4 separate regions of the Homo sapiens genome follow, and all the other regions are linked to region 4. A link is a contact called in ENCODE Hi-C or POLR2A ChIA-PET data. All regions are on one chromosome and are shown on one strand. Each heading gives the region's core, a stretch centred on a gene start or an enhancer-like site at or near the end of the contact. The rest is flanking DNA. Distances are from core to core; before and after follow the strand shown. Region 1 overlaps ADAM10 (ADAM metallopeptidase domain 10). Region 2 overlaps ADAM10 (ADAM metallopeptidase domain 10). Region 3 overlaps ADAM10 (ADAM metallopeptidase domain 10). Region 4 has its middle 100 kb from the start of LIPC.

Evidence for each region. A loop is a pair of places that touch in the nucleus more often than their neighbours do. ChIA-PET counts read pairs that join two places held with the same protein, here RNA polymerase II (POLR2A). Pooled maps may share reads with other maps.
Region 1: a loop to region 4 is called in a map of Calu3, with 6 times the contacts of the local background. The contact joins two enhancer-like sites. A Hi-C loop is called at or near these places in 1 of 168 maps with a recorded cell type or tissue (Calu3) and 3 of 50 pooled maps. POLR2A ChIA-PET finds 5 or more read pairs at or near these places in 3 of 52 experiments (OCI-LY7, PC-9 and activated T-cell).
Region 2: a loop to region 4 is called in a pooled map, with 2.2 times the contacts of the local background. The contact joins two enhancer-like sites. A Hi-C loop is called at or near these places in 1 of 168 maps with a recorded cell type or tissue (left colon) and 3 of 50 pooled maps. POLR2A ChIA-PET finds 5 or more read pairs at or near these places in 3 of 52 experiments (activated CD4-positive, alpha-beta T cell, activated T-cell and naive thymus-derived CD8-positive, alpha-beta T cell).
Region 3: a pooled map shows a loop between it and region 4 (10-fold over the local background). The contact joins two enhancer-like sites. A Hi-C loop is called at or near these places in 1 of 168 maps with a recorded cell type or tissue (breast epithelium) and 6 of 50 pooled maps. POLR2A ChIA-PET finds 5 or more read pairs at or near these places in 3 of 52 experiments (A549, PC-9 and activated T-cell).

Annotation. Positions count from the first base shown.
Region 1 is chr15:58,603,491-58,606,190 of GRCh38, reverse strand. All of the region lies in intron 14 of ADAM10 (ADAM metallopeptidase domain 10), which reads left to right. Among named protein-coding and RNA genes, the nearest start is that of LIPC-AS1, 110 kb to the right of the region's middle. Within about 2 kb of position 1,337, at least 5 of the 41 ENCODE cell types and tissues checked have a DNase peak (open chromatin) inside an H3K27ac peak, as active enhancers do; they include PC-9, where a contact is called at or near this core.
Region 2 is chr15:58,723,327-58,726,026 of GRCh38, reverse strand. All of the region lies in intron 1 of ADAM10 (ADAM metallopeptidase domain 10), which reads left to right. Among named protein-coding and RNA genes, the nearest start is that of ADAM10, 25 kb to the left of the region's middle. RefSeq lists an enhancer at 1,445-1,664. Within about 2 kb of position 1,391, at least 7 of the 41 ENCODE cell types and tissues checked have a DNase peak (open chromatin) inside an H3K27ac peak, as active enhancers do.
Region 3 is chr15:58,627,256-58,629,955 of GRCh38, reverse strand. It overlaps ADAM10 (ADAM metallopeptidase domain 10), which reads left to right. Exons shown (of 16, transcript NM_001110.4): 10 at 2,073-2,256. Among named protein-coding and RNA genes, the nearest start is that of ADAM10, 120 kb to the left of the region's middle. Within about 2 kb of position 1,320, at least 5 of the 41 ENCODE cell types and tissues checked have a DNase peak (open chromatin) inside an H3K27ac peak, as active enhancers do.
Region 4 is chr15:58,330,858-58,333,557 of GRCh38, reverse strand. No RefSeq gene overlaps it. Among named protein-coding and RNA genes, the nearest start is that of LIPC, 100 kb to the left of the region's middle. RefSeq lists enhancers at 1,034-1,328, 485-1,684. Within about 2 kb of position 1,282, at least 36 of the 41 ENCODE cell types and tissues checked have a DNase peak (open chromatin) inside an H3K27ac peak, as active enhancers do; they include PC-9, where a contact is called at or near this core.

The DNA.
Region 1 (2,700 bases), core at 88-2,587, 270 kb before region 4:
ATAGGGATGACATAATCAGTATCATGGCAAGGAGCTCTGGGCCCCACATGGTCTTGTGACCCATGGGAAGTCCAGAATGCATTTGCTGAGAGTGAGCGTTGTTGAACACTGCAGTATTCATTGAAAGGATCATATGGTTGACTTTCTGGAGGTCTTTAAGAACAGTAGATTATCTTATGTCTGAAGAGACTTGAGTGCATGTCTTCCCTGTCCTCGCTCATGCACTTTTTTTTAGATGATACTTGCTTTGTCATTTTGTTACCATATAGGTTCTTTTTGTTTATATTTAGATTATCAAATTAAATACTATTGTAATTAATACATAATAAATTAGACTATTTAATTTTGACTTTTTACTTTATTATTGGCTATGTTTAAGTGCCTGTATTGAACATCATCTCTCTTTTTCTTATGTAGAATTATTTTCTGAGTTGAGAAACTTCTTGAGTTTTTGAAAAATGGTTGGATGTCTTCTCTTTGTCCCTAAAGTTTTGCTTAACACCCTTGTCTCTGGGATATAAGACCCTGGCACTCAGTTTACGCTCAGTAAATGTTCATTGAATGAATGACAGCTCCCCTTTCTTTCAGACTAACAGGTGGGCAATTTGTGATCTTTTCTTTTGAGAGAAATGCATATTTTACATTTACTACCCTAGTTAGTATTCCTTTCCCTGATTTTATAGTATATTTAAAGGGGATAGCATGTAATTTAGCATTTAACTCATTCTTTTTTTAAAAAGGAAAACTATAAAGGTGGCCGTACTTACTAATATTTTCAGATGCACTATTTATTTTGTTTAGTTTTTCTTACTGTCTTTTGTCTATTGCCATGTTCCATTTCCCCACACGCTAAATTCACAAAAGCTACTATCATTGGCACTAAAACATCTCAAGCATTGGGCTTGTGAGATACATAGTTACCTGAAAAAATTTAGAAGAAAGCCAGGAACACTGTGCTAGAAGGAACTGGAAGTTCTGAAGGGCTTGAGTGCCATATTTTATTATACATCTGTTGATCTAAACTGCGACTAGGTTCTTTTTACCTTTGTTTTCTACAGTTTTAACCACTACTAAATCTGGGCTTTCTGTCTCCAATCTGCCTCTCTTACTGCCATAGCGTGTACTCGTATGGCTCTTTATTTAAATCTATAGGCCAGGTACAGTAGCTTATACCTTTAATCTTAGCACTTTGGGAGGTTGAGGAGGGAAAATTGCTGGAGACTAGCAGTTGAAGACCAACCTGGACAATCTAGCAAGACCTGTGTGTGCAAATAAATAAATAAATGAATTCGCAGGGTGTGGCGGCATGTACCTTGTAGTCCCAGCTACTCAGGAGGATCACCACAGCCCAGGAGGGCAAGGCTGCAGTGAGCCGTGATTGCACCACTGCATTCCAGCTTGGGCAACAGAGCAAGATCCTGTCTCTTAAAAGAGAAAAAAAAGAGTGTGTAGGTACTAAAAAGACTATCATTAAATATATCCAAACCAGTTTTACTGTCCTATCTCTGTTGTAACGGCCTTGTCACATTATTTGTATGTGTTAGGCAATCTGGAAGTAATAAATGAGCTGTTAGTTATGTTTCAAGGTCAATATTTAAATAATGACTTACTTGTAATAACTAGTTCAACAGGTATTTTGTTTGTTGGGTAGGTACTGAGGTAATAGGATATAAGTCCAGGGAGCTCACAGGTCAGTTTGGGATAGAGAAGACAGGCCAGAGAAACATATCTTCAGTCTGTGTGCTGTTTTCACAGAACTGGGAGAACCTATTAGGAAAAGCCTTTAAGGAGATAACGCCAGAGCTAAGTTCTTTGTTTATTTTTATTTTTGAAATGGAGTCTCACTCAGCCACCTAGGCTGGAGTGCAGTGGCGTAATCTCGGCTCACTGCAACCACCGTCTCCCAGGTTCAAGCGGTTCTCCTGTCTCAGCCTCCTGAGTAGCTGGGATTACAGGCACCTGCCATCATGCTTGGCCAATTTTTGTATTTTAGCACAGATGGGGTTTCACCATGTTGGCCAGGCTGGTCTTGAACACCTGACCTCAGGTGATCCACCCGCCCCGGCTTCCCACAGTGCTAGGATTACAGACATGAGCCACCGTGCCCGGCCAAGCTAAGTTCTTAAGAATTAGTAGAAGTAGAGAGTACAGAAATATTTTATGGGGACAGAGCATGTGAAAAAGTCACAGAAGTATGAATTTTGCAAAACATTTTTTTCTACTTTTTTTCTTTTGAAAAGTTTGATTATTCTTTTTTTAGTTGACAAAGTAATACATTCTAAAGTAGGCCTTTTTTTTTTTTTTTTTTTTTTTTAACCCTGGACCCCCAATCTTTCTAGGATGGATTTCTTGTGTATTCTTCGAAACTGTCTATACCACTGTAAGGATATTTACTTTTTAAAAAGGTGGAATCATATACACTTTGCTGTACTTTATCGTGTGCTCAAGTTTTTGCTTTTGCTTTTTTTCCTCTCTCCTACATAGTGGTCTATCTTGGAAATCTTTGGTGGGAAGCATTCGAAGAAGGGTTTGACATGAAGGAGTAACATGGTCAGTTCCATATTTTAGGTAGCCATAACACTGATGGCCATATTTTCATAAAAATGAAAGTAAAGATGAAGGAAGGAAATATATTGAAGATGATAATGACTTTAGGAAGAGAAGTGTGTCTCCTGTACCCAACTTGCCCATCATCGTGAG
Region 2 (2,700 bases), core at 142-2,641, 390 kb before region 4:
AATCCTTTTTATTTTCTTATATATTCATTATTTCTGTCACTTTTATTATTTGCATCAGTGTAGGTTTCCATCTGGTATTATTCCTTCTATCTGAAAAACTTTATCATTTCTATTAATGGAGGCTACTAGTGATGCATTGTAAGCTTTGAAGCCCAGAAGGGCTTCGTTTCACCTCCTCTTCTCACCTTCATTTGTGAAAGTTATTTTCACTGGCTATAGAATCTTAGGTTGATAGAGTTCTTTTTTTCTTGTAGTACTTTAAATATGTGGCTGCATTTTCTTCTGACTTAACATAGAGTGTGCTGTCAGTTTTATCTTTGTTCCTCTGTTTATAAAATGTGTCTTTTTTTTCTGGCTCCTTTAGTGCTTCCCTACCCACAGATGATTTTAAGAATTTTTTTTTCTCCCTAGTTTTTAGTCATTAGCTTATGACATGCCTTTATGTGGTTTTTGTTTATTTATTTATATTTTTAATTTTAATTTTTATTTTTGAGACAGGGTCTCACTTTGTTGCTGAGGCTGTTGTGATCATAGCTCACTGCAACCTTGGACTCCTGGGCTCAAGCGAACCTCCTGCCTCAGCCTCCTGAATAGCTGGGATTACAGGTGTGCAATAAAAAGTATTCCTGGCTAATTTTTACTTTTTTTTTTTTTTTTTGGTAGAGACAAGGTCTTGCTATATTGCCCAGCTGATCTTGAACTTCTTGGCCTTGAACAGTCCTCCTGCCTTAGCCTCCCAAAGTGCTGGGACTGCAGGCATGCACTACCATGCCTAATTTTCTTTTATTTTTTATATTCATATAATAAATACGATTTATTTATTTATTTATTTTGTTTGAGACAGGGTCTTGCTCTGTTGCCCAGGCTGGAGTGTGGTGGCACGATCATAGCTTACTGCAGCTTTGACTTCCTGGGCTTCAAGCAATCCTCCTACCTCAGCCTCTCGAGTAGCTGGGACTGTAGGCATGTGCCACTGTGCCCAGCTAGTTTTTATATTTAGTAGAGACAGGGTTTGGTCATGTTGCCCAGGCTCGTCTTGAACTCCTGGGCTCAAGCAATCCACCCGCCTTGGCCTCCCAAAGTGTTGGGATTATAGGTATGAACCACCGTGCCCAGGCTCTGTGGCTAATTTCACTCCACTAGTAAGGTGTTATTTTTCTGAGGACTGTAGCAATGCTCCATACATTACAAGGTCTTTCTTCTCTAGATGGTAGAAATATGAACATTTTCCAGCCCTGTGTGAGCTTTGAGGATTGTTTTGCTTCCTTCTACTGGTGGTTCATTTTTTCTGAGGCGGGAGTTTATTTTCTCACATGCTTAGATCAGTAGTCAGCCAAACCCTTAGGGAACCCCCACTTGAGGTGGCTGGAGCTCTCTCTCTGTTCAGCTTCCTCCTTTCTGACACTCTGGCACATAGATTCTAAATACCTGATCTCCCTGAACTCAGAGGTTGTCTCAATTAAGTGGAAACTTCAGGCTCTTGGTTTCTTCTCCCTGTCATTTGGCCTGGAGACTGCTTACAGGCAGTAAGCTGGGCCAGTTGTAGTAGATCTCACTTCATTTGTTTCTCTTGTCACATCTTTTATCTAGTTTTCTAATTGTTTATGGTGGTAGGCTAAATTCAGTCTCTATTACTCCTGAAGTAGCTAGTGATTTAATAATTTGCATATTTTTTTCTTTTTTACCCTGCCTCCCACCCTAGAATCTGTCTAGTGTGAGTTATGGACATCGTGTCATTTTACCCTTAAATATTTAAAATGAACCTCCCAAAATTTAGAACCTTCTCCTTATAATAACAATGTTGTTGTACTAAGGAAAATTAATATGAATTTCTTTCTTTTTTTTTTTTTGAGACGGAGTCTTGCTCTGTTGCCTAGGCTGGAGTGCAATGGCACGATTTCGGCTCACTGTAACTTCTGCCTCCCGGGTTCAAGCAATTCTCCTGCCTCAGCCTCCCGAGTGGAGACAGGGTTTCACCATGTTGGCCAGGCTGGTCTTGAACTCCTGACCTTGGGTGATCCACCTGCCTCGGCCTCCCATAGTGCTGGGATTACAGGTGTGAGCCATCACGTCTGGCCAATATGAATTTCTTAATATAATCTAAGACTGATTCTGCTTTGTCTAGGATTGTTTCCAAATGTCGTTTGTTTTCTTCTCAATTGGATTCTTTTTCTATTTTCCTTTTATTGTTTCTTTCATGGTTTTTTTCTCCAGTGTGTTTTTACAATGTTATGTTCATGGTTGTGTGTCTCTTCTCTACCCAGTTATTCTTTTTGCTATGATATAAAGTGGGTGAGTTTATTTTTTATTTTTTATTTTTTGAGGTGGAGGCTCACTGTTGTTGCCCAGGCTGGAGAGCAGTGGCGTGACCTTGGCTCACTGCAACCTCCGTCTCCCGGGTTCAAGAGATTCTCCTGCCTTAGTCTCCCAAGTAGCTGGGATTACAGGCGTCAGTCACCACGGCAGGCTAATTTTTTTTTGTATTTTTAGTAGAGACTATGGGTTTCACTATGGTTTCACCACTCTGTTGGCCAGGCTGGTCTCAAACTCCTGACCTCAGGTGATCTACCCACCTCAGCTTCCCAAATTGTTGGGATTACAGGCATGAGCCACCACACCCGGCTTGTGATTTCTTTTTTCTTTTCTTTCTGCCTCTGAGACCAGTGTATTTTTTTTCCGCCTTCCAATCTTAGTTTGAGG
Region 3 (2,700 bases), core at 71-2,570, 300 kb before region 4:
CCAAAAATACACACAAAAACAATTAGCTGGGTGTGCTGGACTGCACCTGTAGTCCCAGCTACTCGAGAAGCTAAGGTCGGGGAGGATGACTTGAGTCCAAGGTTGCAGTGAGCCAGGATCACGCCACTACACTCCAGCCTGGGGGACAGAGTGAGACTCTGTCTCAAAAAAAAAAGTTATAACTGTACACATGGTATAGTCCAAATTTTAAATTAAAATGTGATACAGCTAGATATAAGTCAGATAGGAAATAGATCAAAATTTTAATAGTTATAGTGCATGGTAGATTATGATTGAATTTTTATTTATGCATTTTTGTTTTCTTAATTTTCTTTCTTATAGTTAGACAAATTTTTCTGTTTTCTTGTCACAAAGATTATAGTTTCTTAGTGAAACGCTTCTCTTGATTTGAACTCTGAATACTTGTGCGAGTCCAGTCAAGATGGCCTTTATGTTCTGTTTTGTGTTTTGCTTATTCATGTGCTTGTTTTATTCGTTATCTGAGGATGGCAAATAGCTGGCATGCTTGCTTACAACCTGTTTCCCCTTCTATTCCTGTTAATGGTGATCTATTGTAATATCTCCTGGCCTAGTAAAATAATAATTGACTAGCAATATCTGTAATGGATTTATGCAGCAGCAAGTCAGACTAAGCAGTTATGTCAAGATTTGCTATCATTTAAAAATAGAAGGTAAGTGCCTTGAAGGCTAGGGATAATACTTTTCTCATCTTTATATTTTTATATTTTAGTGCCTCCTTTTATAGCACTGGACATTCATTAATATTTACTGAATTGAAAAGTGGCAAGATATTCTGTGATGACATCAAGAGTTATACAGAATTGGGATTTTTTTCTTTCCTTTCTAAAACTCTAATGCTGAGAATAATTCTAGTGCTACACCTTTTTCAGAAACTGAGTTGAATTTTATAGGTTGAAAACATAAAGCAAGATAATATTGGTGAATAGTATAGAGTTGCTAAATGCTGCATCTAGATTCAGAAGAAAGGCAAGAGGTATCAGGAAGAATAAAGGTGATAGTAGAGGACACATTTTTTAATTTAACAGTTGCCTCAGAAGAGGGAATAGAAAATGAAAGTAACTTAGTTGGGCTCTAGGAAAAAACAGAACGTCCTTGGGCAGTCTTTTTCTTTCTTGAGAGTGGGGTTGTTGGGTATTTAAAACAAGATTTTAATTAAATAGCACAATTACTCTAGTGTCCAGTGTTTTTTGCCCCTTCTGATGTGTTCTGAATTGTTTGAGGGGCATTGTGAGGGTTGTTTTAGTGCATATCCCCAGGATGGTAGGGGCTGCTGGGATCTGGTAGTAGTGTTCTGTTGCTTGGTCTCATAAGCATTACTTTGAGAAAATTCAGGGAGCTATGCTGTATGTATCTGACTCTTCAATAAAATTTATCAAAACCGAACACCACTTATGTGCATTTATATGTTACGTGTACACAGAACTCTGTTTATTTGGCAAAGCAGTATTTTGGTTTTATCTCTAGGCTTTTACCATTTTTCATTTAAAAATATATCATTGTGTTTCTGTTCCTAGTCAGCATTTTTACTTACCTTTCCTATATATTGGCTATTAAGTTAGCTGTCTTAGATTCCTGTTCTGTGTGTATTTAGCCCCATGTCAGTCTCTTGATTCTTTTGTCTTTCCCCACCTCTGTCTTCTCTGAACTATTCATAACATGTAATTTAACATATGTGTTAGAGACTATTTAGTAGTTTTAAAGTAGTTTATTTTACTGTTACTAGTTTTAAAAGTATGTGAGCTTATTTTTAATAGACTTTTATGACAGTCTGTCCTCAATTCTAGTCCCTGCTTACAAAGCTATAAATTGTTATGGCTAGACCTCCACTGATTTTCCTCCTTTTCTAAGACAGTGACCCCTAAAAGAGCAAATTCTTTTCCTACTCAAGGTGTAAAACAATTGTAAGATCCTTTTTAAAGGAGAGTCCACAAGCTTCCATTGTTTTCCTGATGAGAACATTACGTTTAATCAGTTGACCTGAAAACCTTATTTTACTTCCTGTTTATGTAACTTTATATTCTTTTTGACAGCATGATTCTGGAACAGAGTGCACACCAGGAGAATCTAAGAATTTGGGTCAAAAAGAAAATGGCAATTACATCATGTATGCAAGAGCAACATCTGGGGACAAACTTAACAACAATAAATTCTCACTCTGTAGTATTAGAAATATAAGCCAAGTTCTTGAGAAGAAGAGAAACAACTGTTTTGTTGGTATGTATATTTTCCTAACGTTTTGTTATGAACATTTTCAAACATTCAGACAACTTGAAAGAATTCTATAGTGATTACTGACATACCCACCACCTGCATTTTACTATTGCTAACACTTTGCTGTATTCCCTTTATCTCGTTATTTCTTAATCTTGCCATCTCTCAATTCATGTTTTATTGCAATTTAAAGTAAGTTGCAGCCATCAGTATACTTCACACCTAAACATTTTAGTCTGCAAATCATTAACTAGAGTTCAATATTGTTTATAGTTCTTTTTCTGTTTTCTGCATAAGTGAAATGCACAAATTTTAAGTGCATCATTTGATGAGTTTTGACAGATGCATTTACCTTTGTAAACTACCTATCAAGATACAGGACATTTCTGTCACCCCGGAACTTTCTTTTATCACCCTTCCCAATCAGGCTCTGTCCCAACACACCCT
Region 4 (2,700 bases), core at 33-2,532:
TTTGTCTGTTTTAGCTTGTCCTGTAAGTCATGAGCAAAGACACAAGTTGTGGTGCAAAGAAGAGAAAATACTTGCTTTATTTTGACCTAAAGGGCAAAACTGGCATCACAGAATGGCTGACGCCTACTGCTTAGGTCTATCCTGCAAAAAAGGGGCTATCACTGAGGGAGGAAGAGTTGTTCATCCTTCTCAGCATTCAAGCTGAGGGTAGTGTCAATCTAGAAATGTTGTAGAGGTGGTTACTGGCTGAGTGTAGGGGGTTCAGACTAGGGGAACTTTGTAGTCCTTTCTCATTTACTGATTCTATGAATTTGAGTCATCTCTGAGCTAACAAATTGTTTACTTAGAAAGTCAACAGAGAGAAAAAGGGACATGGGATCATCAAGCACCCAGATGGAATGCAATAAACTCTCATACTGGTTTATTTAAGACAACTTCCTCTTGTCTTAGCCAAGAAATAATCTGTGGATCATCCTCAGTTTGTAACTGCCTTCAGAGTGATCTATGTTTTCTGGGAGAGAGAAAGCTTAACCCCAATCCCCCAGGACTGCAGGGATCCCTGCAGGTAGAGGGGGGACAGTCTGCCAAACACAGAACCCCTCTGAGAGAAGAACAAAGGGCAGAGCTGAAATTCCAGCAGTCATCTCTCCTTAAAGGTTGCCCTTGTTGCCTCCATTCATGGAGGAGAGAGTTGGCCCCATTCACTCAGCAGCACAAGTCTGATTCTCCTGATAGTGTGGTGAGTAGACAGTGCAGAGGGCCTGGGAGACAGAAGACCCAGGTTCTATTCCCAGTTCCACCTCTAATTCACTTTATGACCTTGGTCATGTTGCTTGACCTCTCTGGGCCTCAAATTCTTTTCCAGAAAATGAGAAGATTGATTTAAATGATCTCTAAGGCTCCTTTGTGTGTATGTGAAAATATGACTGGGGGATTCAGGGAAGGCTGGGTACTTGTTCCCTTTTAGAGCTGTCTCTGAAACGCAGCTTAGCATTTGGCACTGGGGGTGGGAAACAAAACAGAGAATCAGCCTTGAGATGTGACAGACCTGTGGGCTGCCTGTCCTGTCTCCTTCACAGGGCTCTGGGGCGTCTCACATTTCCTAGAGTGTAGCTGCCTCATGGAAGAGGGCAGAAGGCCTGGTGACAAAGCAGCAGATCTTGTCAGCTGACTCCCCTGCCTTCCATCCCCCCACTGACCTCGGAGTGGTGAGTCACGCTTCGTCACCCAGGGTTACTGGCAGCAGGCCCCACACAACTTCTTCAGCTTGTCAACACCCAGGATAGAATAAATCATCAGAGACCCATTTTTAGCCAAGAGTGAAAAATGAAGTCACCAGGAAAAGCAATAGAAGATGCCAATTAGGAATGCAAATAGGAAGCGAGGGTTTGTTGAAGGACAGGGTTATCTTCGCAGGGAGCCAATCCCCGGAAGGCTGCAGGCTTCTGGATTTGCAGTCTGAGTTTGCAGCATCTGGTGAGGAGGGCTCTGGGAAGAGGCCCACAGCTGGGTGGGAGTGACCACAACACTTCCTGCCCTCTTCCACTTTCAAAACCACATCAGCCAGGCTGAGGGATCTTAGCTTCTTCTTGCTCCAGGAAGTGGGTCTTAGAATTATCACATCACAGGGAATTAGGAGGGAGATGCTGAATTCTCTAATCTAGTGACTTTCCTGTCTTTTGTTCTGTTTTATTTTAGGAGCAGGACAAACAGGGAGGGGAGGGTTTGCAGCCTGCAGGCTGAGCCTCCCTCTCTTTTTCTTCCCTACTCTGGGCTAGACTAATTTGTCTCAAAGGCTCTTCCGCTTTTACCATTCTGTAGTTCATTGTCAGATTTCAAAATAACACATTCCAGCAGTGTTGAGCATGTGGGCAAATTCTGATGAAATAATACCATTTCAGTAAAAAGAAAAAAACCCGGTTCTGTCACTTTTATTAGCTATGGGATCATAGTTAAACCTCAATTTCCTTATCTGTAAAATGAAGAAAATAAAAGTACCTATCTCAGAAGGTCTTTGGGAAGATTGAATTAAGATAATAAAGGTCAACTCTTGCTCAACACAGTCCTATCCATAAACATAGGCAATAGTGTTGCTGAATAGAAAATAAAAGCTGGTGGGACCCACGGTCTCCTAGGGAGACAGTAGGAGCCGGGTGCTGCTCCAAAGTCTGGGGGCCCATTCTATGCTCTGTGGGTCTCCTGAAGGGACTCAGTGAATTCTCGGAGGAGACACCTTGCAACACGTTCCTGTGCAAATCCTGCAGGAAATCTAGGGGTTTCTCCCTGGACTTGGTTGGCTTTAACCCCTTCTCCTGGCCTCGTGTATGCCCCACTTCAGGAGGGAGGACAGCTTCAGTAAATGCACTAGGATCCAGAGAGGTAAGTAGCAACTTGTTTATGCAGCCATTCATTTATTCACTCATTCATCCAGCAAAGACTCTGTACCCATCTATACGTGGCAGTGCAGCCAAGGCTGGGAGGATTCAGAGATGACTGAGCCTGGGTCTTTCTCTTAGCAGCTGTGGGGAGGGGCCAGCTTCCTCGGGGCTCAGCTTTTTTCTCAACTCCCACCTTGTCTCCTCCCTCTCCTGCCCATTAGTCTTGGGCTCTGGTGATTTTAACTTGAAAATGACCCTTATATTCATGGGCCTCTTCCTCCTAGGCTGCTACTTGAAACCCCAGAAGTGGGTGAGATTGCCA